Regions from separate parts of the Homo sapiens genome. Here region 2 is linked to region 1. A link is an interaction called in ENCODE POLR2A ChIA-PET data of the cell type or tissue named here. Cell type or tissue: endothelial cell of umbilical vein. All regions are shown on one strand. Each heading gives the region's core, and the rest is flanking DNA. Links, peaks and the distances in the headings are about the cores only.

The links. ChIA-PET counts read pairs that join two places held together with the same protein. Peaks named below come from ENCODE experiments on the same cell type or tissue, not always from the same donor. Only the 100,000 strongest peaks of a DNase experiment are listed, where the experiment ranks them.
Region 2: POLR2A ChIA-PET joins it to region 1 with 5 read pairs; 2 of 35 experiments call an interaction of 5 or more read pairs at or near these places.

The regions. Positions count from the first base shown.
Region 1 is chr12:43,285,033-43,293,337 of GRCh38, reverse strand. No RefSeq gene overlaps it. Among named protein-coding and RNA genes, the nearest start is that of LINC02461, 130 kb to the right of the region's middle. In endothelial cell of umbilical vein, for the core only: no CTCF peak of the experiment used is centred there; DNase peaks (open chromatin) are centred at 3,877, 4,087 and 4,457.
Region 2 is chr12:42,545,257-42,553,561 of GRCh38, reverse strand. All of the region lies in intron 1 of PRICKLE1 (prickle planar cell polarity protein 1), which reads left to right. Among named protein-coding and RNA genes, the nearest start is that of PRICKLE1, 40 kb to the left of the region's middle. RefSeq lists an enhancer at 1-377. In endothelial cell of umbilical vein, for the core only: no CTCF peak of the experiment used is centred there; no DNase peak of the experiment used is centred there.

The DNA of each region.
Region 1 (8,305 bases), core at 1,383-6,382:
ATCTGAATTTGACTGAGCATGACATTTCTTTTAAAAATATGTTCAGGAATACATTTTAGTAGTTAATATTCTAGAAAGTCTGAAAAAGTAGAAATGATGTTTCTAAAGATTTTCATTTTCTTTTATTAAGATTGAAAAAATAAAACTAATTTTAAAAGAATAATTATAAGTATTTCTTAGAGTTTTTGATACAAAATGAAAACATTTGATGTATTCACTAAATGTATAAAATCTTTATCTCAAATGACTGGAATTAGGACACTTTATTTTGAGCCTGCGTTGTAAAAGTAAGCATTATAGAAATGCCTTCTGAAAATTAAATAGAACTCTTGATTTCCCTCCCACACAATCTGCTTCCTCCAAGTCTTCCATTCTCAGTAAATGACTAATGTTCTAACCAGTTGCTGAAAGCAAACTCCAGGAAACATCTTTGATTCTTCTCTTCCCTGCTGTCCATTCAGTGAGATGTTTTCTCTTGTTGGCATACTCTCCTCATACATCTTGATGTTTTCCTGTTGGTACTCAGCTCTTAACTAAAGGCCAACTCCCTGTTAAGCACTGCTTGATCAGTCAGTCTAAATTAGTGCTCCAGCCCCTTCACAGTCACTCCAGAGCCCCGAGCCACCTTGCTCTGTTCTACTTTCTTCATATGCTTCACCACCATCCAGAATGATTTTATTCATTGCTGCGCTTTTTTTGGTCTTCTCTACCTGAATATAAGTCCACAAAGGGAGAAACTTTTCCGTTCTTGTTTATTTCCTGTATTCCAGTGCCAAAATACAATGTTTTTACATAATACTGGCTCCAAAATATATTTCAAATGAATATTTTGGGAACAGATTTTAATATTTTTACTTCATTCAGCAAATACCTTATTTGTGTCTAGGATTGTGCTAGACAAAGTTAAGGGACTTATATTGAAAAACAGACATGTTATCAATTCTATTAACCCAATGAAATTGGATAACTTGGCATTCTTTCTCCCCTCCACCACCCCATTCACAACTCTTTCTCCTCTCAGGGACCTTACTCATAAAATATGGTGCAGCAAACGGGAAACAGCTCAGGCTACATGGGTTAAATGAGTTTGTGACTTCCAAACGTATCATATATGACCTTCGACAAGTTGTTAATGCTCATAGATGTTGTTTCTTCACCTGAAAAATAGAAATAATTTTTACAAAAATGGGATATAATAATGAAGGTATATACTAAGTATGTTTAGTACATTATTGGCTTCCAAAGAAAAGAAGCTTTTATTACTATGAGGTTGGTGCAAAAGTAACTGCTGTTTTGCCATTATTTTTAATGGCAAAAAGCACAATTATTTTTGCACGAATCTAATACTATCTCATAAACTGATCTGTTATCAGTCATGCCTCAAACCCATTTTTCACTGAAAATGAATAGTGCTTGCATAAGACCAGTTTTCAAGAGGATAATTGGCAACGAGCAAGCCTACTAATATACAGGTATCATATTTTTAATGGTCTGATTCCTTTTCTTTCCTTAAGAATAAAGCAAGGGATAATTGTGACTGATTCCTGCTGCTTCCTTATATGGCTGCTACATCCTACGGCAGCCCTGGAGGCGGTAGGCTGCCAGTAATGTCTGAGTGACTAATAAGATACAGTTATGTTAGAGATGTTGTGATCAACTCATAGCTGGTGTGTGAGGTCAAGTAGCTGGCTAAGGGGGTAGCAGCCAGCAGACCCAAAGCACAAAGAAAAAAAGTCATTGCCATCCAAGAGCAAATTGGAAGTATTAGGTTGATGCAAAAGTAATTGTGGTTTTTGCCATTGAAAGTAATGGCAAAGTCCACTATTACTTTTGCACCAACCTATCTGACTATGTGTTATTTAAAAAACAAAAAGCGAAAAACAAACAAAAAAACCCAGCAAGTCTCTTAGGCCATGAGACCCACCAAACATGGGAGCCCAAATAAGCGGCAGTGTAGTAAACTGTATCACTGAATAATTGAATATCTGGCAGGACGAATTTTATGTATTGCTTGATAGATAACATTTGCTTATTTAAAACAAGCTCAGATAATGAGTTGGGTGCTTCGGCAAAAGGATCTAAAGCAATTTCAGTTTCATCTCTTTTTAGGTTTAAATCACCTCTCTTTTATTTCATTTCCTGATTAGAACTCTTAGCAAAATAACTGTCTCAGACACGTATGGTCACTAAGTCTGATCCACGAACACCCAAAGGCATGTGTGTGTATATGCTCATGTGTATGAGTGTGTGTGTGATATTTCCTTCAGACATGCTCTGACCCTAGGGGGCACTTGAATCCTCCTCCTTTATGGGTAACTGAAATGGGCCAATGCTGGATTATCTCCAAACTGACTAACACTGGTAGGATAGTTTGGTTTAAGAACTATTCCAGATCTGTTTGTAGTTGCATCTTATTACAGTCTAGATTGAAGTTGGTTTCTTGTTGCTGCCTAAATCTTTCTTGAAGCCATCCCAAAAATATAAGGTTCCTCTAGATTAGAGGAGTCTCAGTATGACTCCAAAAGAAACTGATTCCTTTTGGCTTCCGACTGACTTAGACCCAAACCTCTCCAAATGCAATGATGGAGAGAGCAAGTTTCCGGACACTTTCTGCCCCATGAAAATTATCTATAACTATGTTGTCAAATATAGTAGCTACTAACTACATATAGCTTTTAACATTAAAATTCATTAAAATCAAATCAAATAAAAAATTTCATCCCCTAGTTCCAAGGATCAACTTTTCACATGTTCAATAGCCAAGGTCCATATATAGCACAGATATAAAACATTTCCATCAATACAGAAAGTTCTATTAGGTATCTAAACATAGATACCAATTGTTTGTCGAATTTTAGCTTTGCTCTACTTAAGCAAGCAAACACATTTGTGGTAATATTAACAATCATGCATCTTCCACTCATGTTTCACCATTAGTGACACTATTATTAATCAAGGATACATCCAGGAGAGGGAAGATTATTGCTTGATAAGAGCACTGTTTAGTTTCCTAAGCCAAAAGTTTGCAGTAGACTTCAAAGCTAGTGGTATCTTGGGGCTTCCAATAATCATGTGTTGAAGAATGGAGAAAAATTCCATTTTCAATACCTGTTCAGCACTTTATGCTTCCCCTTCTAAAATGCTCATCAGGCTTATAAATACTTATGCAATATCTATCATCCCCACTAAATTGTAAGACTTCACTGCAACTGACACTGCATCTATCTAGCTTATCATTATAGCCTCAGCATCTGGTACCATGCCTACAATATATTTATTGCACAATATATATTTGTTTAATGAATGAATTAATAAATCTTAACTTTCTAAATATCACTCATGGATAAAAATGCCAATTTCTTGGGGTTACTGTGAGGATTATGTGGAACAGTGTAAATGAAGTATTTGACATGTGCCTGATGTGTAAGAGGTGTTCCAGTACTACTTCCTCTCCCACCCTTTGATTAATAGGAACTTGGGTCACTTGGATCCATAGGTCAGAGAGACTTTGGTCAAGCTGACAATTTCTCTAAGTCTTAGCAGTTGTGCTCCTTCCCTTTGATCAGAAGCTTGGCTTAAGTTATTAACTACAAGGGGAAAAAAATGAGTTCGGTTCTGTGATTTGGCACTAAGGCAGCCATTCTCCAAGGGAACAAAGTACTAACTCAGAACAGCTAGGTTCATAATTCATGCTAGAAATCTCTTCAAGACTAAAATTCTGGCCTTTTTCCAACCGTCCGGTTCGTTCAGGCTTCTCTTTTCCTATCAGAATTCTGAAAGCAAAACTGTGCCAACAATTAAGTGTTGAAACCATTCCTAGAGATTCCTAGACACGAATTAGTACTGCAGGGCCAGTTTGAGGGAGAAATTTGGAATGAATGGAACTTTAGGATGGGCATTTACAGTCTTTTTGTTTGCCCTTGCTCTGTGGTTTCAGCTCTCCCTTAAAATGTTACCTTTGTATATTTCAGAGGCGGAAGGGATGACACGTTCTTGTTTAGCTTAGAGGCAGTTATTAGAAACACCAGTTTTAAGATGTATTAAGCAAAAAGGGGAAAGACCCTAAGTGTTTTGCAGCGTAGTCCCACGTATTATGGAACATGTTGTGGAAAAAATGTTTAGCCATCTGCTAACGGATATTAGGAAAAGTGGAGACTGTGTTAAAAAATAAAGCGTCGGGTTGTCCTTTGCAGAAAGTTAATAAAAAGAAGGAAGTGAAGACTGCTCATTATTTTTAATGACTCTGCTTTCCTGCAGAGTGCCCATATCTCCCAGCCTTTACATTCTGCCATTCTGCCTTCTTCCAGTTCATTACAGCACACTAAACTGCTCCTTAGAATGATGGCTTTGTTCTAAAGCAGAGTTCATCAAGAGGCGCGAAGTCCCAGGCTTAGCGGTTGTTAATCACAGTTCCAGGGGTAGGTAATGACGCAAAGATGAGCCCAGGACGTTGTCCATGGAACAGTCACCAAACCTGACTGCCCTGAACTTCCTTCTCAGCATGTCTGAATTGTTACAGGGATTCAGCCCTCAAATGCCTTGTTGTACTTGGGGGGTGATGTAAGCTTCAGCCGCTCATAATAGTTCTTATCTGGTAAACCAGAGACACCACGGTGTGGTTAGAAGTAGTCTTCGTCCTTGAAAATTTCATGTAGTATATATTTACATCATACTTGCCTTTCTAGTTTTATTTTTTTCAGTATATACTATTTGCATGTGTAAACTTTGTGCTATACATTTAGAGTAAGGAGCTTTCTGTGCTATCATTGACTGTGGATGGACTGAGATCTCACAGATAAATCATGAAAAGTGCATAATAAATTCATCGTAGTGAGATGAAAAAGTAGTAAAAGTAGTAAGTATTCCTTCATTCCACCATGAGGCTAAAACAAGGTAAGCTGTTTAATCTGGGCATATATATGATAAGGCAGTAAAACAATGTAAACGTGCACAGACGCGCACACACACACACACACACGCACACACACGGAATGAAAATTCCAGCTCCAAACTATATTGGGTAAACCTGCTGTCTTTATTTTATATCTATATGTATATCTACATTACTCTTTCCAAATAAGGACTAAAATGGCTGTGTAGGAAGCCCTTTGAACTTTGTATTTACAAGTCCATGTGTTCGAAAAAGAGATAAGCCCCCTCTGGAGAGTGCCCAGCTGGATAAAGGACACGCAGCTCTCTCTCCAACGTGGGACTGGAGTAAGACATGCCGCAGCAGCATTTTCTCTGAACTGAAGAAGGTGGCGTCTCTTGACTTTCTTCAGGCAAAATCATAAGAGATTTACCTATTTATAAATTCAAGAATTGGAGTGATACTCTGCTTGGTTTACTTTTGTTTCCATGTGAGCATATGCGTTTTTAAAATAAAAAGTAAGTGGATCTTTTTGCCAAAAGTTTTCAGGCACCATATCCTTTAAAAAAGCCTTGCTAGAAATAAAGTATATGTTTATTCATTAGCTGTCAGGCACTTCTGGGCTCAGTACCCATACACACAGGCTGTTTAATGCGGAGTTTAATAACATTTATATAGAACCGTTCTGGGGACTATCTTGGTAGAGAAATATCCATACTGACAAAGCATATTGTTTTGCTTGTCTTCATCCAGTGAAATAGGAAAATAGGATTGCCCCCACCCTATCTAAATGCTGCCATGCTGTTGATAAAAAAAATAATAATAATCCACTTTACCGTCATGCTAGAAAGTGAAGAATGAAACCAGGCAGCCAATTTGAAAGAAAAATGAACATGTTTTAGATTTCCCCAAAGCCCAGTAGAGATCGAGTTAGAGCTATTTTTACCCCCTCCCCAAATGATTTAACTTTGTCTCTTGACAACGATCTAGAGTTGCCTGATGTATTTAGTTTGGAAGAGACAAACTTGATAAGCTGCTGAGCAGAAAACTAATTAGGAAAGAAAGGGTTCATTGGATTGCAGGAAAAATAACAAAATGAACAAAGGAAAGAAAGTAAGTGTTCTGTTCTGTCATTAGTTGGGCTCATACTGTGCAGAAGGGAGTTACCAAAGTCATTTCCCCAACTGCCAGGCCTCTGTAATTGACTTATTATTAGAATCCATAGGAAAATAACCAAGTGTGGTCAGGACAACTCAATCAAGAAGCTGGTGATGTGGGAAGGGAAAGGCATGGGGAGAAACAATAGCGACCACAGCTAACCTTAGCGAGTGAAGAAACACCATGTAGGGGCTGCAGTTAATTGTTTAATCACATTGATGTCTAAACTATGCTATTAAGAGTTACTAATTGAGATGCTTAATTGCATTTGCATTTCAGGATGGAAGGCTTCCTTGAGCCTTGTGGTGTAGGTATACAATATTCTAAGTGTGTGCACATGTGCATGTGTCTGTCTTTTTTGTTTGTTTGTTTCTGAGATGCAGTCTTGCTCTGTTGCTAGGCTGGGGTGCAGTGGCGTGATCTTGGCTCACTGCAACCTCTGCCTCCCGGGTTCAAGCAATTCTCCTGCCTCAGCCTCCCGAGTAGATGGGACTACTGGCGCACACCACCACATCCAGCTAATTTTTGTAATTTTAGTAGAGACGGGGTTTCACCATGTTGGCCAAGATGGTCTCGAACTCTTGACCTCATGATCCACCCGCCTTGGCCTCCCAAAATGTTGGGATTACAGGCATGAGCCTGGCCATGTGTATGTCATTTTTTGTATGTTTGCAAAAGAATGATTTGAGGAGAAGTTAGAGTGGAGAAAAGTTTTTGTTGCACAAATCATTGGTTGGAATTGTATCATTTAAAGGGGTAAAATTTATTAGTGGTGGATTAGGTTATGTTATCCTCTTGAAGACGCAGTTTGCTCCTTTATAAGAGGCAGTGTGAACCTACTCATGAATTGTTTATGAGTGTTGAATGAGATGATGTGTGTAAAGCATGCTTTAGATGTATTTATGTATTTACTTATTTTTTAAAGACAGAGTCTTGGTCTGGTCACCCAGGCTGGAGTGCAGTGGCATGATCATAGCTCACTGCAGTCTTGGACTCCTGGACACAAATAAACCACCTGCCTCAGCCTCCCAAATATCTAGGACTACAGTCATGTGCCACCATGCCTAGCTATATGTTGTTGTTGTTGTTCAATCAGATTTCCCAGGTTGAATAATTTTTATTCGTCTTTTTTTGTAGAGATGGGGGTCTTGCTATGTTGCCCAGGTAGGTCTCAAACTCCTGGCCTCAAGTGATCCTCCCACCTCAGCCTCCCAAAGTGCTGGGATTACAGGCATGAGCAACTGTGCCTGGTCAAGCATACTTTAATATCTATATAGGAACAAATAAATATTAACTCATTTTTCACCACCCTGAGACCTATGTTGAATAGCCACCTCCTTCTGCAACCGACTTGGGACAAAAAAAATGAAAAAAAATCACAGTAAGTTACTGAACAGGAGAACTACACTTACCGATGTCTGAACATATAAAGAAGGTTAGGGTAGGGTGAAATGATACTAAAATACGTATTCAGCAGATTGTTGGCTTTCAATTTAATTGCCTCTCTATTCTACTCTGATTACTTTGGATGCTCTAGGGTGGCACAATGGGAACCTATTGTTAGTAATAAACCTAGATTTAGGCTAAAAATAACTTTAAACAGTTCTACCTCTTTCATCCTTTTGCCTGTCAAAACTATTGAGGTAATAAATTTCAAGTGCCAGCATGGAGAGAGAATTCCCAAAAATAGATCATGTTATTAAGAGCCTTGAGGAAATACTCTATTATAATTTGCTTCCTAGATAATTTTGTAAAATAGATATACAAGAATTATTGCTCAATGATCATAAAATTCCTGTGGAATTACATACTCTAGTAGTCAGTATGAACTCATTTTGGCCCACATGTTATGATAGTGAATACCACAGTGTTGTGGTGAAGGGTCAGAAAAGACAGAGAAACAAATGATGTAGGTGATCAGGAAGCCAAAACCGAGAGCAGAGGAGCTAAAGACAACAATGAGCCTGAACTGAGAAACAAGAAGGAGGTTGGGGGTTTGCGGAATGAAACTTCTTTGTACTTTATTTGAAGATTCACTTCACGAAAATGTTGCAATACTGTTTCCATCTCCAAAAGAATAAAGTCCTAGGTTTGGTAAGGAAGAGTAAATGGAAATTGCAAAAGGTCGTTTTCTTCCCAGAACAATATAAAAATTTTGGCTGCCTTTTCTGGCAGAGAAACATTGAATTATATTTCTTTTTCATATAAAATATGGCCTTTCTATGAGATAAGTCTTTAGGGAAATGAGCCAACATCCTTTCCCACCCTTACAAGCTG
Region 2 (8,305 bases), core at 1,518-6,517, 740 kb after region 1:
AGGAGGGACACTCAGACCCCCCCCGCCCCACCCACCCCCTGATTCTAGAGCCAATTTGCCTTTCAGTAACACAACACAATGGACTTATTGTTTGGAGAAAAACAGTTTTTTTTTTTTTGAGACGGAGTCTCGCTCTGTTGCCCAGGCTGGAGTGCAGTGGCGTGATCTCGGCTCACTGCAAGCTCTGCCTCCCCGGTTCACGCCATTCTCCTGCCTCAGCCTCCCAAGTAGCTGGGACTACAGGTGCCCGCTACCACGCCCGGCTAATTTTTTGTATTTTTAGTAGAGACAGGGTTTCACCGTGTTAGCCAGGATGGTCTCTATCTCCTAACCTCAGGTGATCCGCCCGCCTCGGTCTCCCAGAGTGCTGGGATTACAGGCGTGAGCCACCAAGCCCGGCCGAGAAAAAAAAAAAATTTAAGAACCTGGGGATGACACATAAATATTCATATTCTAAGACAGGGGTCCCCACCCCCAGGCCAAAGACCAGTACCAGTCCTTGTCCTGTTAGGAACCGGGCCGCACAGCAGGAGGTGAGCCGCCGGCCAGCGAGCAATACAGCCTGAGCTCCACCTCCTGTCAGATCAGCTGCAGCATTAGATTCTCAGAGGAGCTCAAACTCTATTGTGAACCGCGCAGGAGAGGGATCTAACCTCCCTAGATTGCGCGCTTCTTATGAGGATCTATTGCCTGATGAAAACATCCACTCCCACTCCACCTCCGTGTCTTCCATGAAACGGGTCCCTGGTGCCAAAAAGATTGGGGACGGCCATTCTAAGAGACCACTTCCCTATTTGTCAGAAATGTGATTGTGTTTACTCCAATTTAAAACAGGGTCTTTACATACGTTCCTAATACAAGTGCTGCTTGCTACTACTACTCACAGCGCTCTGTGCCCAACTCTTAACTTCCTCCCTCAAGTCCCTCTGGAAAGAAGAGAGGAGATGCCTTCCTTCTGACGATGGGACCCCCATTGGTGATTCCTGAGACTTTATTGCTAATTCTCTGACTTTGGCTGTAATGACAATAAGAATAAAAAAGCAAATAGAACCCACCTTTGTGGAGCACTTGCTCTGTTCGGGGCTCTGGACTAAGTGCTTTTCATACATTGTCTTACTTAGTTTCCTGTTATTAATATTCCCTCCATTTTACAGAAATAGGAAATAGTGTAGAGTGACATTAAGGAACTTTCTTGGCCTGGCACGGGAGCTCACACCTGTAATCCCAGCACTTTGGGAGGCCAAGGTGGGAGGATTGCTTGAGCCCGGGAGTTCAAGACCAGCCTAGGCAACATGGCAAAACCCTGTCTCTACTAAAAAATATAAAAATTAGCCGGGCGTGGTGGCATGCACCTGTGGTCCCAGCTACTTGGGAGGCTGAGGTGGGAGGTTCACTTGAGCCCAGGAGGCAGAGGTTGTAGTGAGCCGAGGTTGCATAACTGCACTCCAGCCTAGACAACAGAGTGAGAGCCTGTCTCCAAAAAAAAAAAAAAAAAAAAAAAAGTAACTTTCTTGAATGTGTACAGGTTGTGAATGGCTAATGGAGATTTCAGTCAGTATTTGTCATACTTGACAAAATCCACCTTCTTAGCTTCCATGCCATACTGTAGGTTAAGGACTGTAGTAGTTTTAAACATCATAGAAATATAGTGGGGCTTTTTGTTTTTTGGTTGAGGTGGTGTGGATCAGCTGCTTCCCACCAACTGGCTTTTAAAAATTCAAAATCCTTATTAAGTTGCTTCATAACTATATGGTGTCTGCTTATGAAATTAACTGGACTCTAGCATTGGACCCATTGAAAATCAGACAGCCAACCTTTTGGAAGAGAGGATGTCCAAATAAACGTCTCCTCTTCCCTTGGGCCACACACAGGGAGAAGAAACCAGCTTCAAGCAATTGGCCCTAATGTGTGTGTTTCTCTTTCCTCCACTCTCCTCCTTCTTTATTTATTTGCCATCATACAGAGATGGCACCCTTATTCTTTACAGGTGGATCAATATTTACAGCCATTCAGTGGGGACTTTGTTGGCTCTTCCTGTTCTGCAGGCTGCTGTGTAACAAAAGCTGCCTGTTTTTCTGGGACCCTCCACATCTGCTAGCAGAACTGCAGTTAGTATTACTGGGAGCTTTGACTGATGACCAGTTCAAAGTCAGTTTGTTTGGAGTGCTTACAACAATCTTCCTGTTTGCTAGGAAGTAAAATAACTCTGCTACACACAGGTATCAGACCCAGAAGGCAGATATGTGGTTCACAGTAGACATTTATTTCTCCATCTTTATTTTTTCTCATGATCACCTCAACATTCTGATGTGTGATCACAACCATCTGTACAATTATAGTTATTTAAGCTACCGTAAGTTTAAAATTGAAGGTTGCATAGGTGCATATTAACAAGGGTGGTGCTGATAAATTTTTAAAAAGAGTTAGCTGATCACAATGGCATTTTAAAATTAATGAATGCAATTGGCTTTAATTATTAAAAAAATACATAGTCTAGCAGGCTTCCTCAATAAGGCTTTTTTGTGCTGACTGTGGCACATTTTTCCTCAAATAATTGCAGAGCTCAGCTTTATCATTAAGCAGATGGTTTCTATTAATTCCCAAGGAAAGTAAATGATTGCAATTAACCAAACACTCAAAAGTTGAGGATTTTAGAGTTCAGCCCTAGTACTTCAGGCAGGAATCTGTGTGTCACCCTGTTAGTCAAGGTATGCCAAAAAGGAGAAACTCTCTTGACAATTTTATAATGTCTCCTCCTTTATAGATGGGCTTTGAAAGTAACTTCGAGCGTTCTCAAAGCTAAGTTACTGCTAAATCTCTGTTGACTTGCTGGTTCTAAGTTTTTATGGTGTTTTCTGTTGATTTGTTGTTTTGTAGTAGGAAGAGGATTGGAAATATTCTAGATAAATCTGAGTAGCAGTTGAAAACAGTTCAAAAACTCTGTAAATTCAGGTAGTACTATAGGGGTTATGTCTTTTCCACAAATGCCACTGTGTTTCTTTGCCCTATAATACGACATTTGGGAGACTATTTTGTTGGCAGTTTCAAAGAAAGGATAAACTGATAGAGAATACCCTTATGCAAGTCACCCTTTCTCTTCCAGTAAATAAACTAATGTTTCCAGTGAATTTCTTCAAACTTCTTGGTTTTAACCAAATGATATTGCTTCTTCTTTTCCTCATTTTAAAGTTCAGTCATTTACTCAACAGATTTTTTCTTTCTTTCTTTTAAGATAAGGTCTCGCTCTGTTGCCCAGGCTGGAGTGCAGTGGCGCGATCATGGCTCACTGCAGCCTCGACCTCCTGGACTCAAGCGATTCTCCCACCTTGGCCTCCTGAGTAGCTGGGACCACAGGCATGTGCCACTATACTCAACAGATTTTTGTTTGGGTGAGCTGCTGTGTGCCAGGTTGGAGGACAGAAGGAGAAAAATATTTTGTCCCTGATTTCAAGGGGCTTGCAATGTGGGTGCAAAGTCTGACCTTGTGAACAATAGCAATACTGTGAGGTACATGGACAGTGGAGCATTTCAGCATGTGCAAAGGTGTCAAACAAGAATCAGAGCAGAGATGCTACTTGAGCTTGGGCTAGAAGGATGAGTGGAAGTTTCCCAAGTTGTTAGTATAGTAAAGAGGGAAGAGTGTGTGCAAGACAGGGAGGCCCCCAAAGCAGGTTAAGCTCAAGGACCTCTTAGGTAATTAGATGTTGCCAGAATGCAAATTTCAAGGGAAGCATGTTGGAAGCTCAAGTCAGACTGATAGGCTGGGGCCAGATAATGATGCCCTTTGGAGCTTTGCTAAGAAGTTCAGATTTTATCCTGTAGATGATACTCTATGTGGCAGCAGTGTGGTGTATGGATAGATTAGAGGAGGTGGAAACGGACTGGAGAGATAAGTGAGCCATCTATTACACAAGCTAGGGAAGAGAGGGAAGGGTCTATGGGGACTTGTAGGTTTGGGTTTAGGCAATTGTTGGGAGGAGGCTTGTGCATTCTAGAGATAGGGAATGTGTGGTGCCTTTGAGTCATCGAGGTGGAGATGTCAGTGAGAGGTAGGGGTGGGTTCCATGATCCCGGACCCTAAAGGAAAGATGTGGCTTTGAGTCATAGTAAACCCTAACCTGAGAACTCTGCACATGACTCCTGAAACTATGTCAAGATAAGTTTAACAACAGGTATTTCCACCTTTGTTTTCTTGTTTCTTTAACTTTTTATGTTGTAGTCATGCGAATTCCTTAGGATGTGGATTCAGCTATGGCCAGTTTGATGTGTGTTCTTACCCCTAACCAAGCTTCAGCAGTTTGATAACATACACATCTGGGAAATGAGGAACGCTGGGCGGGTAGCAAATTGTTCATTAATATTGCCCCTAATGGTTTTTTTCCTAGCTTTCTATGGAGAGAGGTGATCTTTATCTAGGTTTTTTTTTTTTTTTTTTTTTTTTTGGAGACAGGGTCTCACTCTGTTGCCCAAGCTGGAGTGCAGTGGCCCGATCTCAGCTCACTGCAACCTCTGCCTCCCAGGTTCAAGCGATTCTCCTGCCTCAACCTCCCAAATAGCTGGGAATATAGGCACAAGCTATCACACAGCTAATTTTTGTATTTTTAGTAGAGACAGGGTTTCACCACGTTGGCCAGGCTGGTCTCAAACTCCTGGCCTCAACTGATCCACCTGCCTCGGCCTCCCAGAGTGCTGGGATTATAGGCATGAGCCACCGCGCCCGGCCTCACCCTTCTTCTTAAACCAAGTGATGGAATCTTCTGAGACTCATATTTGCATCCTTGTCATCAGTTTCAATTGGAGGTGAGGGATGGACAGGATAGCACATTCTCTCCATCTGAAATAATGACCTCCATGCTACTCACCTCCTCTCCAAATCCCACCTCAAAGACTCAACACAAATCCCACCTCCTCTTCTTTTGACTGTACCTTCTGAAAGTGAGCCTAGCTTTGCTCTTCGGAACTCCTGTAGTGTTTATTATTTTGCACCCTTTATTTACCATTTAGCATTTGCTACTTGTGAAGTTAGTTATTCCAGTGTGCATAGATGCCTTCAACCCCCTTCTAGATGGGTGTCTTCTCAGGAGTACCCTATGACCCTCTTTGGGTTCCCCGCTTTTTGTCTTCTATATTGACTTATGCTTACGAAGCACATAATAAATATATATGTGTTAATATGTTCGAGAAATTTTAAAATATAGGATGGTTTTTTCTACTGCATATACAGGTTGAGCATCCCTAATTCAAAAATCCAAAATCTGAAATGCTCCAAAATCTGAAACTTTTTGAGCACACCAACATGACACCACAAATAGAAAATTCCACACCTCAAGTAACTGGTTGACCTCAAGTGACTGGTTGCAGTTAAAACTTTGTTTCAGCTGAGCGCAGTGGCTCACTCCTGTAATCCTAGTGCTTTCAGAGGCTGAGGCAGGAGAATCTCGTAAGCCCAGGAATTTGAGGCCAGTGTGAGCAACATAGTGAGACCACATCTCTATTAAAAAACACAAAACAAACAAACAAAATTTAAAAACTTTGTCTCATGCATACAATTATTTAAAATATTGTAGAAAATTACTTTCAGGCTATGTGTATAAGTTGTATATGAAACATAATTAAATTTCATGTTGAGACTTGGGTTCCATGTTCGTGATATCTCATTACATATATGCAAATATCCTAAAATTCAAAAAATCAAAAATCCAAAACACTTCTTCTCCCAAGTACTTCAGATAAAGGATACTTAACCTGTACTATGAATGTGTAACCTTGATTTTCCTCTCGTAAATTAACATTATCAGTTATAAACATAGCTGCCTTTATTATGTATATAACATTGTTAATCCGAGAACCTTGGAAGTGGGTTTATCCAGCTCCTAGCTTTTAATCTGAATTGACCTAATGATAATAGATCATATTATTTGAGCATAGTATACGTTATCCCATTCAGTCTTTAAAAATAGTATCAAGAATTAGGTGTATTTTTTCCCATTTTACAGATAGGAAAACTGGGCCTTAGAGAAGATAAGTGACCTGTCCAGAAACACACAGCCTTGAAGAGACAAAGCTGGGACAGGACCCTGCTGGGTTCAGCTCCAACTCCAAGTCCTGCGGTTTATCCATGGCATGGTGCTGCTGGCCTTTGTACATCTGTTATATTACATAATCTGCCCAAGGGCCTCATGAATACCTTTTGCTAGCCTCATTTACAGATAAATAAACTGAAATTCAAAAGTTTTAGATGGCATACCAGGGTTATTAATTAGGTCTGTCTGTCTCCCAAACCTTTGTTCTTTCCACCATACATCACTTCCTCCTAGTAGTAGTTGCTAGGAAGATGCCTCAGTAAAGGTTTGAAGTAGCTTATTACTAAGACCCTTCCAATTCTAAGTTTCTATGTTATAGGAGGAAGATTTATCAGGGAAATAACTTTTCAGGGATAGAAATTATTCCAGCTACAGAAGGTAACTTCACACCTCCTGTTGATTGTTCCTATATTAGTGAGAATGCATGAATACTTGGAACTTGCAGCTAATTCAAAACAAAACAAGCAAAAACTTGGGGTATATTTTGTCAGAACTGTTAACAAGTAATAAGAATGGCTGGTTCAAGTTTCTTTCTTTTCTTTTCTTGCAAAATAGTTGAAATGAAAGTGAAAGGCCCAAGGACAGACAACAAGAAAACACATATAAAGGTTTCGAAAAAGCCACAAAACTGCATAATTCAGCCAGTAAATTTAAGAGTTTTATAGCCAGCTTAAGAAATTATCAAGTGCTAAATGGAAGATTCACTATTTTATTTTGTTTTGTTTGAGATGGAGTCTCGCTGTGTCACCCAGGCTGGAGTACAGTGGCATGATCTCGGCTCACTGCAACCACCACCTCTGAGGTTCGAGCAATCCTCCCACCTCATTCTCCCGAGTAGCTGGGATTACAGGCACATGCCACCACACCTGGCTAATTTTTGTATTTTTAGTAAAAACAGGGTTTCGCCATGTTGGCCAGGCTGATCTCAAACTCCTGACCTCAAGTGATCCTCCCACCTCAGCCTCCCAAAATGAGATTCACTACTTTAAAAGATCTCAAGTGAAGAATAATATTTAATTCTTTACTCAGTTTGCCTCAAATATCCCTGAAAGCTGGATAGCATAGAGAGTCAGCATTAAGTCAGGTGAAAAGTTCCTTCCATTGTGTGAATCTGTTTTCACTTAATTTTTGTTTATGTCCACTATTCTCATTTTGTCTCAATATAACATAATTTTGTCTGTGATTGATTACCAGTCCTTTTCAAATTTATGTGTACTGTGATTTAATTAACTTTACCCTTAAGCAATGTGTTTTGAGACATATTAATGAGGTGGGAGTCTTTTCAGAGTATTCATAACTTATACATCCTTCTTTCATTTTTTGGCTTGGCATCAGGCTTTGAAATTCTACAAGGCAAAGGTCTGAATTCTGAGCCTACCTGACTCCAGGGAAGATCTCCTATATATTTTCTGGCATGTTTGTTCGTCAGTGTTTATGAAAGATTGCTTTTTTACATCTAAATTCTTTTCTCTATTGCTGATTAAGAAATTACTTGAAAAAAATCTTTTGACTATAGATTTTTTTTTACTAAGTCATTCAAATAACTTTCAAGAATCTCCCTCCTTCCATATATATATATATATGGATATATTTTTCCTTCCATATATATATTTTTTTTTTTTCTTTTTTGAGACGGAGTCTTGCTCTGTCACCCAGGCTGGAGTGCAATGGCGCAATCTCGGCTCACTGCAACCTTTGCCTACCGAGTTCAAGCGATTCTCCTGCCTCAGCCTCCTCAGTAGCTGGGATTACAGGCACATGCCACCATGCCCAGCTAATTTATTTTATTTTTAGTAGAGATAGAGTTTCACCATTTTGGCCAGGCTGGTCTCAAACTCCTGACTTCAAGTGATCTGCCTGCCTTGGCCTCCCAAAGTGTTGGGATTACAGGCGTGAGCCACCGCACCCAGTCCCAAAATATTTTAGTGTGTTCAGTTTTAATGTTTTCCAAGAACATACTAAAACAAGATACAAATAAACAATTTAATGCATGAGACTTTGGGAAATTATGTATTTCTCTTCCATTCTGCCCAGTACATTCTTACAATGAGAAACTGCAGAATGCAGCATGGCTTTGTGCATTTGGATATGTGTGTCATTCATTGAATGACATTCAACAAGTTTTTTTCAGTGCCTACTAACTATGTGCTAGGTGCTGTTAAAATTCAGTGTGAGGCCAGACATGGTGGCTCACACCTGTAATCCCAGCACTTTGAGGGGAA